2 separate regions of the Mus musculus genome follow, and region 1 is linked to region 2. The links are chromatin loops, found by intact Hi-C in ENCODE. Cell type or tissue: left cerebral cortex. All regions are shown on one strand.

What was found. A loop is a pair of places that touch in the nucleus more often than their neighbours do. Peaks named below come from ENCODE experiments on the same cell type or tissue, not always from the same donor. Only the 100,000 strongest peaks of a DNase experiment are listed, where the experiment ranks them.
Region 1: it touches region 2 in a loop (14-fold over the local background); 3 of 42 quality-filtered maps call a loop at or near these places.

Annotation. Positions count from the first base shown.
Region 1 is chr8:128,160,207-128,168,206 of GRCm38, reverse strand. No RefSeq gene overlaps it. Among named protein-coding and RNA genes, the nearest start is that of Mir21c, 110 kb to the left of the region's middle. In left cerebral cortex, no CTCF peak of the experiment used is centred here; DNase peaks (open chromatin) are centred at 1,512, 1,936 and 3,065; H3K27ac peaks cover 439 bases.
Region 2 is chr8:127,909,982-127,917,981 of GRCm38, reverse strand. No RefSeq gene overlaps it. Among named protein-coding and RNA genes, the nearest start is that of Gm32590, 110 kb to the right of the region's middle. In left cerebral cortex, no CTCF peak of the experiment used is centred here; DNase peaks (open chromatin) are centred at 2,186, 2,791 and 3,690; H3K27ac peaks cover 2,031 bases.

The DNA.
Region 1 (8,000 bases), 250 kb before region 2:
ATAAACCCTACCTTCTTCCTTCTTTGAGTTGTTTCAGTCAGATGCTTCATCAGTGCACCCATCAAGGAAAGTGACTAATGCTCACACTGACTTCCTCAGGATGGGTAGGGAGTGACTGGCATGCAAATTAAAGTTCAAATGCTATTATCTTAACGCTGGATTCTCCTAAACAGACAAAACTCAGGTACAATTTTCATCTTCCTCATCTCTTTCTTTGGTTTTTTGGTTTTTGGTTTTTTTTTTTTCCTTCTTGGAGATAGGGTCTTACTATCTAGCTCTGTTTGGCCTGGAACCTGTGCCTCCTACCTCAGCCTCCCAGTGTTGGGATTAGATGTGCACCACCATGCCCAGCTTCTCTTTTCTTCAAAGGTACTCCCTGCACCCTCCAAGTCACCCTAGTATGCTGGTAGAGATTCCTTCCCAAAGCAAGCCATTGTTTATTGATGTTAGTTGTACAAGCTCTCAAAAAGGTCCCATGAAGGCACTATGCTCCAGTATAGGGGAAAGCCAGGGCCTGGAAGAGGGAGTGGGCGGGTTGGTGAGCAGGGGAGGGGAAGGGGGGGGGAAGGTTTTCGGGAGGGGAGACCAGGAAAGGGGATAACATTTGAAATGTAAATAAAGAAAATATCTAATAAAAAAGAGAAAAGAAAAAAGAATTTGCAATTTTGAGATGATTAATGAATTGATGGTAGGGATAGCTGAGCCAGATTTAGATTGTTCTACTCAAGTCATAGCAATAATGGTAGCTCACTGATCTGTGCAATATATGCAATGATGGAGACTTGAGTCTCTGTATGATAGTAATTCAAGGGTTGGGAAAATGGCTCAGTAGATAAGGTGCTGACTGTGTAAGCATGGGGATCTGAATTTGATCTTCATGTGCAAAAGCTAGGCATGGGGGTACACACTTAAAATCCCAGGGCTGGGTAAACAGAGCAGAAGAGGCTCTAAGTTCAGCAAAAGACCCTCTCTCAATAAAGAAAGACAGTGCCTGAGGGATAACATCTGAGGTGGCCTTTGGTCCATGCATGTATGCACACATACATCTACAAACACATCCCAACATATGCATATGTTGAATCAGTTTTAAGCGTCTTTATAGATATATTTGTTAGTGAGGATATAAAGCAAAGAAGTGGTGGTAATAAATGAAAAGCATTTTCTAAATGTTGCGAAAAGTATTACAATTGGGCCTCGGCTCTTCAGTTGATGAAGTTGCTAGATCTGCAATCTAAACTAGCAGCAGAATGCCATTAAACCCTAGGCATGGAGTGCACTGGAGTTTACCTCTCTGAAGTGAATGCAGATTACCATTTTAATAATGTGCAGTTTTGTTAAATGTTAATAGTGGCCCTGAGTTCATCCTGGCTCACAATTTCTGAAAGGCAGAAGATTCACCTTGGAATTGAGCATCCATGAGAAAGAATCCATCAAACAAATGCATCCCTCTTCATCTTGGGCTAATTTTATCCCACAGTCCCTGGCTATCTGCAAGCTGCCTAAGTGATTCACGGTGCATTTTCACATTGCTTTTTATTCAAAGAATAAACGTGAATTATCTTGTTTACTGTCACCACAGCTTGGCAATTATTATTAGCTCCATCTTATATTTGGAAAAATAGAAGTTCGAGATCCTTCAAGAGTCACAGTTGAGGAGAGACAAAGAGCAAATCTCATGGGGAATACTCACAGGACTTAGACTTCATAGGTGTTTCAGATAGAGATGCTCCCATCAATGATCATCCAGCTAACCTCATCATTTTGAGGGTGAGGATGGGGATGTCAGGACTGTTCCAGTGTTCTATTTAGCAAACTTAAATACTCTCGGTTTCATTTCCACTTCCTGAGTTTGAGATGAGAATACTTTCAGTAGCTGTTTTCTAATAATAGGACTCTCATAACCGCTAATGGGATTGTGCCAGAGTGGGTGGAAGCCTCAGTGTAATGTCTAGCTAACGTATATGCCAGTCATGCTGAAGAGGGCACTGGGTGGGGGCTGAGCCAGACTACCATCTCTTGTAGGACATTTGTTTGCTTCCTGTAAACGGGCCTCAGGCCTGCTTTTGGATCAGTATCTCTACCTCTAAAATTAGGTGTTGCACTAAATCTTTAACGTTCTTAGAGTCTTACGTGCCACCGTTCTCACTTTCTTTATATAAAATTTTCAAGTGCATAATATACACATATGTCATAGGAATGCAAATTTGCAGACACTATAGAGAGAGGGGGGAAAAAGCAGAAAGTAGAAATGGAAGATTCCAGGGCAGTTGACTATATTTCAAGGTAAGTGTTCTCTAAGGAGAAAAATGATTCCATTCTTCTTAATGTGCTTTTTAGAAGGCGATAGATTCTGGGCACCTGGTATCTTGTCTATTTCCTTTCCGGAGTTTTGAAGTTTGTTCTTTGAAAGTGGTATCAAAGTCTGTCACCTGATGTGGTTGTTAGGTTCATTGTCAACTTGACACAGACTAGAGTCATCTGGGAAGATAGAACTTCAGTTGAGAAAATGGCTCCATAAGATTGGCCTGTAGGCAAGTCTGTGGAACATTTTCTTGATTAATGATTGATATGCAAGGACCCAGCTCATGGTGGGCCATGCCATCCCTAGGAAGTTAGTCTTTAGTTGTATAAAAAAATCAACTTGAGCAAGCCTTAGGAAACAAGTCAGTAAGTGTTTCTCCATGTTCTCTGCTGCAGTTCTTGCTAGAGTGCCTGTCCTAGCTTCTCTTTATAATGGACTGTGATTGAGATGAGTAAGCCAAAAAAAACTCTTCCCTCCCCATGTTTGTTGACCATGGTATCTGTATTGTGGCAGTGAGAAGCAAACTAGAACACCTGGTTATTGTGGTTGCTTTGCTCATGGGAGGACTTAGGATATGTAACTCCATCACACTGAAGAAGGAAAGGGCAGACTTGTTTCTGAATGAAGTTCCCTGAGTTCATCTGCACCGTGGAATGATGACTTGGTTCCACAACACTCATCAGCTATGCTCCTGCCGTCACACATGGAGGAGTATGAGGTTGTGACTCAGTCCTACCACATTCCTCTAGCAAGGGTCCCACGCCATCACAGATGGGGGAGTATGACTCAGTCCTACCACGTTCTTCTGGCAATGATCACAGCATTGCAGATGGAGCTCTGTAAGCCTGACTCTAGAAAAGTGTGAGTCAGGATGAATTATGAGAGTCGGCAGGCCTACAAACACTTTCTTTAATAATTAGCCTAAGGTGAAGGGGGGACTAAACTCACTAAACTCCCATTTCATACCACCCAAACCATGTACTGCTAATATCTGACTGAGCACAGAAATCCATCTTCAGGTGATGCGGCTTAAAACCTCATTTGTAAAGCACAGCCTGAAGGGCTTCCAGCAAAGAGTGAAGGGCTGTAAACACTGCTTTTGGGCTCCATCATCTCTTTGGGGGACACCATAGGTCACTGATCAGAGCCTTACAGCTGTGGTTGAATGCACCTTGGAGAGAGCCCATAGGCAAACACAACATGGGTATATGTTCCCAGAGGGAAAGGAGAGTCCCTCATCATACACACAAACTCTGTGCTTTCCTTATACAGGCTCACAAAAGCCAAAGTGCAGAAAGCATAATGTCTCCATAACCCTTCAATGAGACAAAGTGAGGTCTGTGTCACTGCCTTGGCAGGTTGGTACTCAGATGTAGTAATTGAACTGTGCAGACAAATCCTTATCCATGCCAGTTTAGAAACCTGCTTTATGAAGCTATTGGGAAAAACTCTCAGGAAAAACAGAAACAAGAATCTCCTAGTCTACCTGTCAATGTTTGTTGTGTATCTACAGTCTGGAGGGAGTTACTGTGAGGCACACTGGGAAGAGCTAAGTATGTGGGGTAGTTCCAGCTCTTAGAATCTTCCAGTCTAGCTCAAAAGGCAACATAGCTGAACAGATGATCCTGGGAAGGGCATTGCAAGTAAACAAAAATGATGAGTTGATGGAGCTCAAAGCAGGAACTGTGAAGGGGGTTGTAGAAGTCAAGAGATATTTCTCAGAATTGGGCTGGAGATAATGATCATTTGGCACAGTGCTTGTCTAATGAAGGTGTTCACCCCTAATCCCTGCACTAGGGAGTCAGAAGCAGGAGGAGCACAAGTTCAAAGTCATCCTTCCAACATAGTGAGTTCAAGGATGCTTGAGATCCTGTGTCAAAGACTCAAAGAAGGCAGAGGAAGGGCAGTGGGAAGGTGAAAGGTAGAGAAGGAGAGAGAATGTGGGGGTAAAGGAGGAGTGATGGAGAGTGAGAAGAGGAGGAGAGGGAGAGATGAAGAGCTTTACAGAAAGAGGGAAGAGAAGGAGAAAGAAAGAGAAGGAGAAAGGGAAGGGAAGAAGAGGGGTCAGCCATGGAGCATGTCTTAGGAGGAGCTGAGAGTGTGGCTGTATAGTAGACACTTTGTGTGTGACCTGGAGACTTCTCTACACTCCTGGGCAATGACTCTGTCAACTTATGTCATTTCCCCTGGACTTGTCATGGTTCATTTATTTTTCTTTTTGAAATCCCTGGATTCTACAGAAAAGGTCATCCAGCAAAATCTAAGACTTCATCTACCTAGTGCTTTGTGCCACAGAGCTGAGGTGGAGCCTTCAGAAAAAGTCACTGAAACCATGTACCAGTCAATCAGTGCAAGGATTTGGTCTATCAGGTAGCCTCTAAACTCCAGGGTCAAATGAAAAGAAGCCAGCTCTCAGATGGGCATGGCCTAGCTCTCCATCATACATGCCATCAGACATGGGCTAGTTCAGTGGAGTCAAGCATTGACTCCAGTCTGCATCTGCCTTTCCCCTTTCCTTGAGGAATGTTGAGAACTGGGCACTAAGAACTGAAGTAAACATCAAGATAAACCAATGTTCAACCCACTTGCCTCAGTATAATGTAGAATTCTGGGCTGCAGCTTTGGCTTGTTAATAGGACTGGGCTTAGAAAATCATGGTAAGCATTCTCCCTTCCCTCATTCTCTCTGCTCTTCACCTTCTTATCCCTATTTCCTTCCCTTCTACCCTCTCTTTTCTCAGTTTTCAATATAGCACACAAGGTCAAGGGTTTCATGATGAAAATTTCACACACATATGTCACACACTTTGCCAACCTATTTCCTGTCTGCCTTTATATCAGGTTGATGATCTGTGTGCATAACTATGCACACACACACACACACACACACACACACACAGAGCAAGACAGTCAGAGAGAGACAAAGAGTATATGTGTGAGGAAGAAGATATGAGATTTATCTTTCTGAGTCTGGCTTATTTTTCATCACATATTCTTTCTCCTGTTTTCATTCTTTTGTTCTTTCATTTATTCTTTTCTCTTAGTAGACACTGGTGTTTGTCAGGCCTGCATTACAGTGGGGCTCTCTATATAGAAATGAAATATTGATCCCTTGTCTCTGAGACTCTGCATGCTCTGCTCCCTTCACACCACAGCCATGACCCAGGTCCAGCTCAGGAAAATGCCCAGGGGATTGAAATCCCCTGAATGGCTCTTCAGCTGAAATTTTTCCTACAAAAGCATCTGACGGTTTCAAGAATGAGAAGGGATGGACTTTTCCCAGCAAAGATGAGTACAACCCATAGTGCCAATTTCTCTCTTCCCACCCACAAAGTTGGTCAGCACTGGATCATTTGGGTACCACAGGTATGCAGAAGAGCCTGGGTGGCCAGCAGGCAGTGGCTGGGAGATTCTCATTGCTACCTAGCATGTGTTAGGCTCTCAGACCAAAATAGCAAGAACAGCAGCATGAGAGCCAGGGCTGTGTGGGTCCCAGGCAGAAAATGAGCAATACATCCTGGGTGACAGGGCCAAAAATCATTAGCCTAAACTGAGCAGGAGGTCTGGGGTTCCTGGAAGCTTGTCCTTCATAAAGAGACTATGCATTTTGGTCGCTAAGTCTGGCAGATGTCCTTTAACCAATTTTTAAAAAGCTAACATCACTGATATTTGGACAAGGTGACATCTAAAGACTCCTGATAGGGTTCCTTGGGAAAACCTAAAGTCACTTTTGTGAGATCCTGCCAAAGTCCGTGACCACCTAAGCAGGAAGAAATATCAGAGAAACTGAACAGAAAAACAAACTAGAACACTCCAAAAGGTCAAAGTCAGGAGAGACAGAGTAGAGCAAAAAGATAGTTTCAGACTCAGAGGACTAAAGAGGTATGATGGAAATGAGGTGGATCAGGTCGCTACAAAAGGCATAAAGCCAAGGAAACCCAAGCATGTGCTGTGGAGGAGGAAATGGGATGACATGAAGACTTTGTCCCTTTGACCACTGTCCTAAGGCTAAGAATAAGAATGTACTCTGCTCTCGGGAAACAATGTAGCATGACTGGCAAAGATACCTCTCGCTCAGTCTTGAATGACAGAGGGCGGAAAAATCCATCTGCTAATCATCTATCTACATGTGAATCATCTCTATCTATCTATCTATCTATCTATCTATCTATCTATCTATCTATCTATCTATCTATCTGTCTATCTGTCTATCTGTCTATCTGTCTATCTGTCTATCTGTCTATCCGTCTATCCGTCTATCTATCTATCTATCTATCTATCTATCTATCTATCTATCTATCTATCTATCTATCATCAATCTATCATCTATCTATCTATCTATCTATCTATCTATCTATCATCTATCTATCTATCTATCATCTATCTATCTATCTATCTATCTATCTATCTATCTATCTATCTATCTCTATCATCTATCTAGTTATCTATCATCTATCATCATCTATCATCTCTATCTTTCTTTCTTTCTTTCTTTCTTTCTTTCTTTCTTTCTTTCTTTCTTTCTTTCTTTCTTTCTATCATCTCTCTTTCTCTGCGTACCTAACATCTACCATTCTATCTTCTGTTTACCTACCAACTATCACCTATCTGTATCTACTAAGAAAAAGAATGAAACAACAAATGAGGCAAATTCTAAATAATTGATGTACGAGGTAAACTATACAAAGTGTCTTAGTTCTATTAAAAAAAATTTTTTTTGCCACTACTAGGAATTGAACCTACAGCCTCATGCATTCCAACTAAACACTTCAGATTGTTCCAAGTAAATACTGAGATATATCCCCAGCCAAGTTTGATAGATAGACAGACAGATAGACAGTCTTGCAACCATTCTGGCATTTGAAAAATATTTAAATCTAAAATTAACATTGTTTCTCTAATATTAAAATGCTATTAGTGTTTCTATTAGTGTTAAAATGTTTCTATTAGTGTTTCTATTAGTGTTAAAATGTTAATAGTGTTTCTCTAATATTAAAATATAGAACAAGGGCTGTAGTTACACCAACTTTGTTGGAAATCTAACCTTGTCACAGTACTCAGGAAGTTGAGGCGGGAATATTGTGAGTTCACATCCAGCCTGAGCTACATATGAACATTGCTTCCAGACAAATAAATAAAACTCATTCAGCTTTGGAATGTGGCATTGAGGTTTGAGCAGCCGTCCGTGAGGGGAACTCTCTACTTTTCTTATGTGCTCCTTGTTTACTTGTTTGATGAGATAAAGCAAACAACTGGTTCAACACCAGTTGAGGGTGGATGAGAACGGTATCGTGCTGAGAAGCAGCAGCCAGACTTGGAGATTCCATGATGATTTCTCTCATTTGGAAAACACTATTGAAAACACAAAAGTACTTACAGGGAAATATCATTTGTTGCCAGTGGCCTAGGTGGTTATGGTGTGATCACAAGCTGAGGGAGTGTGTGGGTGAACAATGCAGAATCTCCTCTGTATCCCAATTGAGGGAGAATCGGGGTTCTACACCTCCATTGCTGGTGGGATTGCAAGCTGCTACAACCACTCTGGAAATCAGTTTGGTGGTTCCTCAGGAAACTGGTCATAAAACTACTGGAGCAATACCATTCCTGGGCATATACCCAGAAGATGCTCCAACATGTAATAAGGACACATGCTCCACTATGTTCATAGCAGCCTTATTTGTAATAGCCAGAAGCTGGAA
Region 2 (8,000 bases):
CAGAATGTTTCCCTTTGGGAACTTCAGTTCATGATCCTCAGTCCCACAAGGCCATTTCTACTTCAGACAACCCTGGGGCTTTCACAGCCTCAGGGAATTGGCTCAGTACTTTGCTGGGCCAGCTTGTTCACAAAACTCAGGGAAATGTTACCTACATCATCTGTGAGTCTGTTAGAGTTGGCCATAAAAAACACAGCTAAAACACTGGATGAAAAGGAAGGTAATATATGTCATAGGGATGGGGACTCTGTGCCTTCTCTGGCCAGTCAGTCCCCAGCTCTTCCAGGCATTCAGCACTTCAAAAACTCAAGTGTTCACATGCAACTCCATTTCCAGCACTACCTGGACTCTTCCCAGAGGGGGCTGAAAATTCCAACTAATGATATGACCTTTCTGGTGACCTGACCCACCTACCCACCTGGAACTGCTGAAGACATTCATTAGCATAAGCTGAGGTGCTGTGCAAAGGGCTCATTATCTTTGACAAAAGGTATGTGTACCACTGCCAAGCCTGAAGGGATCTAAGAATTCTAACAGGAACCAGGGACAAAGACCAGATATGTTTCATACTATTCCACAATCAGAAAGCAAAAGAGTGCTCGTACTGAGAGGCTACATCTTGCTCTTACCTTTTTTATTTTTAAGTTTGTTGTTGTTGTTGTCAATGACAGTGCTTTTTGTAGTCTCCAGCTGCCATACAATTTACTGTGTAGGTACTAATGAAAGAGAACTCTCACGGAAAAGAAACACAAGACATGGTTTGTTCTAGAGCCAAATATGAGTGACCATGGCCTGGGAGCAAAGACTTAGTTTATCTCAACTATGATGTTCTAATGAGGCAGCAATTTCATGAGCTTTTATATTTGCAGAAAAAAAAGAAAGTCATAAGGCAAACTTTTCAAATCGATCAATGAGTATGTCACTTAGGAGAGTTATAGCAATGCAAGGGACACTCTACTCTAAGATGCTAACTAGCAGCACTCTTAGCCCTTTGGTGGGTAGAAACTAAAGGTCTGTTCATTTACCTAATAGTCACCATAGAAAGGTTTGTGTGTACAAAGGAGCAATAAACGTCTATCAAGGGGTTAAAAATGCTTCAAGGTCATTTGAATCTAGACTAGCAAAATTCCAACTTCTCCACATTACTGAAGTTTGAGTCAGTCAATCAACCTTTACAGACACAGCCTCTTTGCAAGAGCTCTTGTGTCCATAAACAAGAGGGGACTTGAACTCCTGGTCCTCTTATATATCTACCTCTTGAATGCTGAGGGCACAAATGCCACACCCAGTTCATGCCCTACTGGGGTTGAACTCCAAGCTTCATGCATGCTAGACAAACATTCAACCAAGTTACGCCCCCAGCCCAGCTTTAGTTTTTTTTTTATTAACATATATCAGCTGAATTTACTGTAGTTGTTTCATACAATTACAAGACTCTGATCAAATCTAATCACACTGTCTATACTTCTCTCAAAACACAATCATTTCTAGTCAATCACTATTTTACCTGTCATTCATCTATGTTTCTTCCTTCCTTCCTTCCGTCCTTCCTTCCTTCCTTCCTTCCTTCCTTCCTTCCTTCCTTCCTTCCTTCCCTCTCTCCTTTCCCCTTCCACATAGGGAGAGAATACATAATACTTGTTCTGTGTGTCCTGCTGGAATAGCTGCAGAATCTAAGGTGTCCCTAGTGAAATGCCCTGGTTGCAGTATTTTCCTAATAATAAAATGTACCTGGAACACATGGCTAGCAATAGAAATGAAGAAAATTTGTTTATAATTTTTTTAAAAAGCACCCCCCTAGGTAGAGGGAGACTAGTGAGCTGACAAGACAGCCATTCCAAAGCTCAGTGCTACTGATCTTTAAAGGTTTTACACAGCAACCATATCTCCTGCATTCTTTGTCCCAGGTTCTGTTTATTACATTGTAGCCCAGGTCATATGGGGTTTCCAGTTTCCCTCTGCCAGCTAGCTTCTCTCATACATTAATCCTGCTGTGCCTCCCCCACGTCTCTCCCTCCCTCTCCCTCTCCCACTCTGTCTCTCTCCTGCCACAGTGTTTATTCTGATCCTAGACCAGTTCCATGTATTTCATTGCAGATGACAGGGTCTCTGTATTCTTTACATGCCACATTCTCTTTTGTTGTCTGTTGATGGATATCTACTCTGGTTTCACATCTTGGCTCTTCTGAGTAGTGCCAGCAATAAACAGGAATGTGCAGCGTGACTTAGATTCTTTTCTGGAGTGCTATAGCTAGATCATATGGGAGTTTTATTTTTAGTCTTAGAGGAATCTCCATAATGATTTCACAGTGACTGTACCAATTTACATTCCTACCAGCAGTATAAGCCCATCAGCATTTGCTAGTTGACATTGTGTGTGTGTGTGTGTGTGTGTGTGTGTGTGTGTGTGTGTGTGTGTGTTAGTGCACATTCATATGCACTAAAGTATGCACAGGTGCTGTGGGACAACCCAGAGGCTGACAACGGGTGTCATTCCTCAGTTCTTTATCTTGTTTATTGAGACAGGGTCTCTCACTGTCCTAGTGCACAGTCAGTAGGCTAAGCTGGCTAAATGACGAGCCTAGGGACCCATTACCTCCCCATCCCTTAAGCTCTGGGGTTACTCGCATGCAACCATGTTTAAATTTTTTCCTTTTTAAAAAATATAAATTCTGGGTGTGGAATTCAGGTCTGCACATTGACAAGGCAAGTGCTTTCCTGCCTGTGCTATCTCCCCACCATAGTCTTTGATTTTTTTTATAACAGAGACTCTTACTGGGATCAGATGGTACCAGCACACACCGGCTGGGAATGCCTCTCAGATACTGCTTCTCAGCTCATGTAACTCTTGAGCCAGTGCTTACCATCAGCTTTCTCTGGTGCTGTGAGCACCGTGTTCACAGCCACTCAGCACAGTCCACTGTGGTGGGAGCTTTGGTAAAAAGCATGTGATCATTCTTGTTATCTTGCTTATGAAAATATTTGCACACCAGGTTTTACTTTATTAATATGTAGGTTTTGTTGTATCAGGAGAGAATTACTTGTGGGAACTAAAGTATGTCTTTTCATAACCTTAAAAAACACTGGGTTTAGGATTCACTTTCTCTATCAGGAAGCAGGACAGATAAAATTCCTCCAGTGTGAGAAGTGATGATGACCAGGCCCTCGGGATCTCACTGCTGGCATGGTCAGTTATGTTGATATCCTTGTCTGGCCAGGGCAAAGAAGGGCACTTTGGACATCTTGCTGTTCCTACTCGCCCATCACCACCATCTCCTTCTTAGAGAAGAAAGTAGCTAAAAGTTCTCTTAAGGTGATGTGGAAAGACAAAATCAAAAGGAACACAAAGCTACTCATATCACCCTAAATTAGACTTTTAAATATGCTATTGATATCAGAGAAATCTTATCTCAGTTTTCTCCTGGAATATGGCAAGGAAGTCATTAATCATTTGATGTTAAATTTATACAGATTGCTGAATAAATGACAAGGGCTAAGACCACAGGCAGTGAAGCAAAGGCAAAAGGAGAAGAGCAGGAAGAAAAGGGGTCATTTCCTCAGCAGGCTACTGGAAGCACGAAGCCAGTAGTCATGTTTATTTCAAGCCTCGCTCCCTGGATTCCTGCCTACCTAAATGGCAAGTAATTTTAAGAGCTTAGAAAATCTTGCCAGACACAAAGATAGAAACATACTGTAGTATCCAGCAGCTTCAAACAGTTGCAAGCTTGTGAGCTTGGGGCAGAAATGAACGTTGCATAACTTCAGGAGTATACCACCAGCTCAGCTGTTATTGTACAGGCAGCCAGGTCAGCTGTCATCAGAACACCATAGAGTATAGACCCAATGGAGAAACAACACCAATTGAAAGGATTGGTCTTCATTAGTGGGACCCAGGGGTGTGACTTTACATGTGTCAGCTCCTGTGGTTGTGTGGTGTCATGGTTTTCCTCCTTTAACACATTGGTACTTACCCTGGTTTAAAAGAGCCAGGGCTCCCACTTTAGAGACCTGGGCCTGCACTTCCACTTATAGTTAGCATAGGAGAGGGAACCAGGACACAGCTGCATCCCAGATAGAATAAAACGTATCAAGCAGAAAAGAAAAGGAGAAACCTATCAGAGGAAAAAAATTCCTTTAAACATGTTATTTTTTAGTCTTTGGATGTGTCTTAGCAGAGTGCTTGCCCAACCTGTGTGAAGTTCCAGGTTGTACGGCCAACACTGCCATTACAGAATGTAGTGGCACATGCCTGTCATCTCAGCATTCTACAGACCAGAAGCTCAAGACCATCTTTAGCAACATGAGGAGTTTGAGGCTAGCCTCGGCTAAAGAGAAAGACCTTGTTTCAAGTGGAGGAAGAGAACCATATTATTTTAAAACATCATTTAATTTTATTAGCCATTTTTATTTGTTGACTTTTGGAGAAAGTGTCTTGCTATATAGTCCAGGCTGGCCTCAAACTCTCAACTCTCCTGCCTCTGTCTTCCAAGTGCAGAGGTAACAGATATTTCCCACTGTACCAGCTTTGGACTTGTTTTTTAATCCTATGCCACCTCATTTAGCCATGATTGTTCAACATTAAAATCCCTGAGCAGCAATCTTGGGGCTGCTTGCCCCTATGATTCTGTTGAGTCCTAGGGTGTTAGTCAGTTCTCCAGCAAATGTTCTATTGAGTGTCTATGTTCTATGGTGAGAACTCTCTAACAGTACATTGAGAATACTGAAGTGGGTGAGATATGGTCCCTTTCCAAAGGCCACATTCTTACCAAGCTCCACATCTCTTTCCAGGTAAGAATTCTTAAATCACCTTCTTGCATCACTCAGGAGCCACTAGGATTGGTTTTTTTGGACAACATGAGACTCTTACAGTCATTTTAGAATGAACATTGAACTTGCTCAGAATCCATCTCTGCATTTATGAACCCTCCCCATGAAACGCCTTCCCTTTTCAGACACAAAGGTATGTTTATTGCTTTGACGGCAAAGCCTCCTTGACTGTCATCTGACCCAGGGATCCACCAACCAATCATTTCATACAACATCTACCATTATATTACCTTTGTGAAGAATTCACAGAAGTCGCCCACAACCTGGCAATTTCAAGCCTAGATTCCCCATTGGCACTCAGTTAGGATGCCCCCATGGAGGCACTATGCCAAATGTAATAAGTGAACTAGCTAAAGTAATTCAGTGTGTGGAGTTCCCACACAGGTCTGATATGTTAAGGAGAGTCACATCTGAGCTGGTCTTACTTGCTATTTAGGGCAGCATTAATTTTTGTGAGTGGCAGCCCACCTTTGTGCATATAAATTGGGTAATTACACTAGTAAATTGGAATTTCTGCATTCAGAAACAGCACCTGTAAATAACAGGAGGACGGGGAAAGAGGCCAATTGAAACGTTGGCCCTTAGTATCTGAAAGCAGCACATTCCAGAGAGCTGAAGACAGAGTTCTGAAGAGAGCATCAGCAATGGCATGGGAGAAGAGACCCAGCCATTGTGCTCAAGCATCGCCTTCTATTTAAAGATAATGATGTGGTCCATGAAAGTCAACACGTGAAAAGTGCAGTTTTTTCTCATCTCATCACAATCCCCAGCCCAGTAACAGTTGTCAGGTGTACTTGGGCTAGTCATAATGTGTTAGACGTTGCCAAACTATTACCTCTGTATCCATGGGGAAGACATTGACAATCGATTGTTTCTGTATCCCTGGAGTCAAAGGAGAAGTGCTGTGCAACAGCATCATCCCCGTCTGTTTTTCTGGGAAGTAAAGGATGGCTACTGGACTTGGCTAGACATTAACTTTTCCCTGTCATCTGAAACTTGGAAAATGCAGCTACTACAATGTATCAGGAGTTAACCACCCTCCCTCCCAAGGCCTCAACTGTACACAAGGGAACTAAAATGATCATGTAAGAATGATCACATGATCCAGGCCACTTGCCCACATATCCCATCTCATCTTAGCAGCTCTGTGAGGTAGGTGCTTCCTATACAGTGGGTCTCTAATATCCCACAGAGGCCAATGTGTGCAGCACTGGGCCCCCAGAGAGGTGCTATTGGGAAGTGATGAAACCTTTGGAGGTCAGGCTTAATGGGAAAAAGTTAGCAGGTTGGAAAAATGTCCTTGAGGTGGACTGTGGGACCCAAGTTCCTCCTCTCCTTTGTGTTGTGGCCACAATATGATGTTATCATCACCACAGGCCTAAGGTCATTAGGACCAAAATGATCACACATGGACTGAAACTGTTCCACTCTGAGTTAAAATCAACCTTTCTGTTTCATGTGGACATGGGGAGAATGTGTTCATGTGGGTGTTTAAACGTGAATGTTTGTGTATGTTCATATGAAAGCCACATACTGACTTTGTTATCTTCCTGGATCACTCTCCACTTCTTTTTTGAAAATAGGCTCTCTCGTTGAATCATCTAGAGCTGACAGATTCAGACAGGCTGGCTGGCCAGCAAGCCATAGAGATCCTTCTGCCTCTGTCTCCTCAGTGCTAGGGTTACTGATACATGCCATATTGCCTGGCTTTGTCTGTGGATGCTGAGCCTCTAATCTCCTCATGCTTGAGTTGTAGGCTCCTTACTGCCTGAACCATCTCTCTAGTCCCCAACCTTTTCTCTTGATAGAGTTACTGTCTCAGGTATTCCTTAGAGTGATAGAAAGCTGACTGATGCAAATTGTTATCATTGCCACTGTATAGAGTAGAAAACTAAGAGTGGCTAAGGAACTTTTCATAGCAGTTACTTTTCTCATTGCTGTAACAAAATACATAAAAAGAAGCAATTTGAGGAAGGACAGGTTTGTTTGGACTTAGGGTTGGAGGGGATACATTCTATCATGGCCCAGAAATCAGGGCAGCAGGTGTATGAGGCTAGCTGCAGGTTACATTCCATAAGCAACCAGAATGTAGAGAATGAAGAGAAGTTGAAGCCAGGCTATAAAACCTCAAGGTCCCAGTGACATACCCTCTCTAGTGAGTTTCCACTTCCTAGAGGTTCCACAATTTAGGAGCCTGTGGGGAACATATTATATTTAAAGCGAAGAACTCATTCAAACTCTTCTAAAGGGTAAATGGCAGAAGACACCAACATTTTGGCAAAGTAGATGGATCAGATCTGAGTGGATGTTTATTTCAGTGGGAGGAGGTGGAAGGAGGCTTAATGTGTAGCCTAAGTACTTCCCTTGTTTGAGGTGGGATGAGAGATGCTATATGGTACTGGGAAAATGTCACATTCTCAAACGGATTGGCACACAAGCTAAGGCTGCAGCCTGGACTAGCTCGCCAGCTCTAAAGCTGCTCACAACATCTTGTAACCATCCCTATATTCTTTTCCAAGAAAACATCCAAAACTTTTACTCAGTAGCCATGAAACTTGAGTCAGTGCAACACCTTTGGTCTTGTTGGATTCAATAGTACATGCTCAGTGTTTCCAAAGCTAGCATAGATAGTACTTACCCAGTCACTGAGGTGCCACAGGATTCAAATACAGTGGAAATGGCTTCACTCACTAAGTTTTTGTTTTTGTTTTTGTTTTTTCAAATCTCATACCATGACTCCAGCCTGCACTATTCTATTTTGTATCAAGGCTCTGTGGGCATTGCTAAAATATAAATTAAATCTGAGATCTTAATAGACTTAACCATAGTATTCTCAAAGACCTCTGCATATGTGCACTTACACACACACACACACACACACACACACACACACACACACAGCGAAGTTTGGTCTAGATTTAGATTATCAGATTTTTCCTAAGAGATAAGCCACAGAAGAAAGTTGTTTTTGACAAGAAAATGAGATCAGACCAGAAGGGTGGCCCGAGCAATTTCTGAGGAACATCAGGGTGGGGGTTGCTGAGGAGAGGTGATGCACTACAGCTAAGACCTTGTAAAGAGAGCAAACCTCTCCTACGTCTCTGTCTCTACATAAGTTTGACAGATGTAGCTTCTACTTTATATGGCCATGTAATGACCCTCATATCTATATG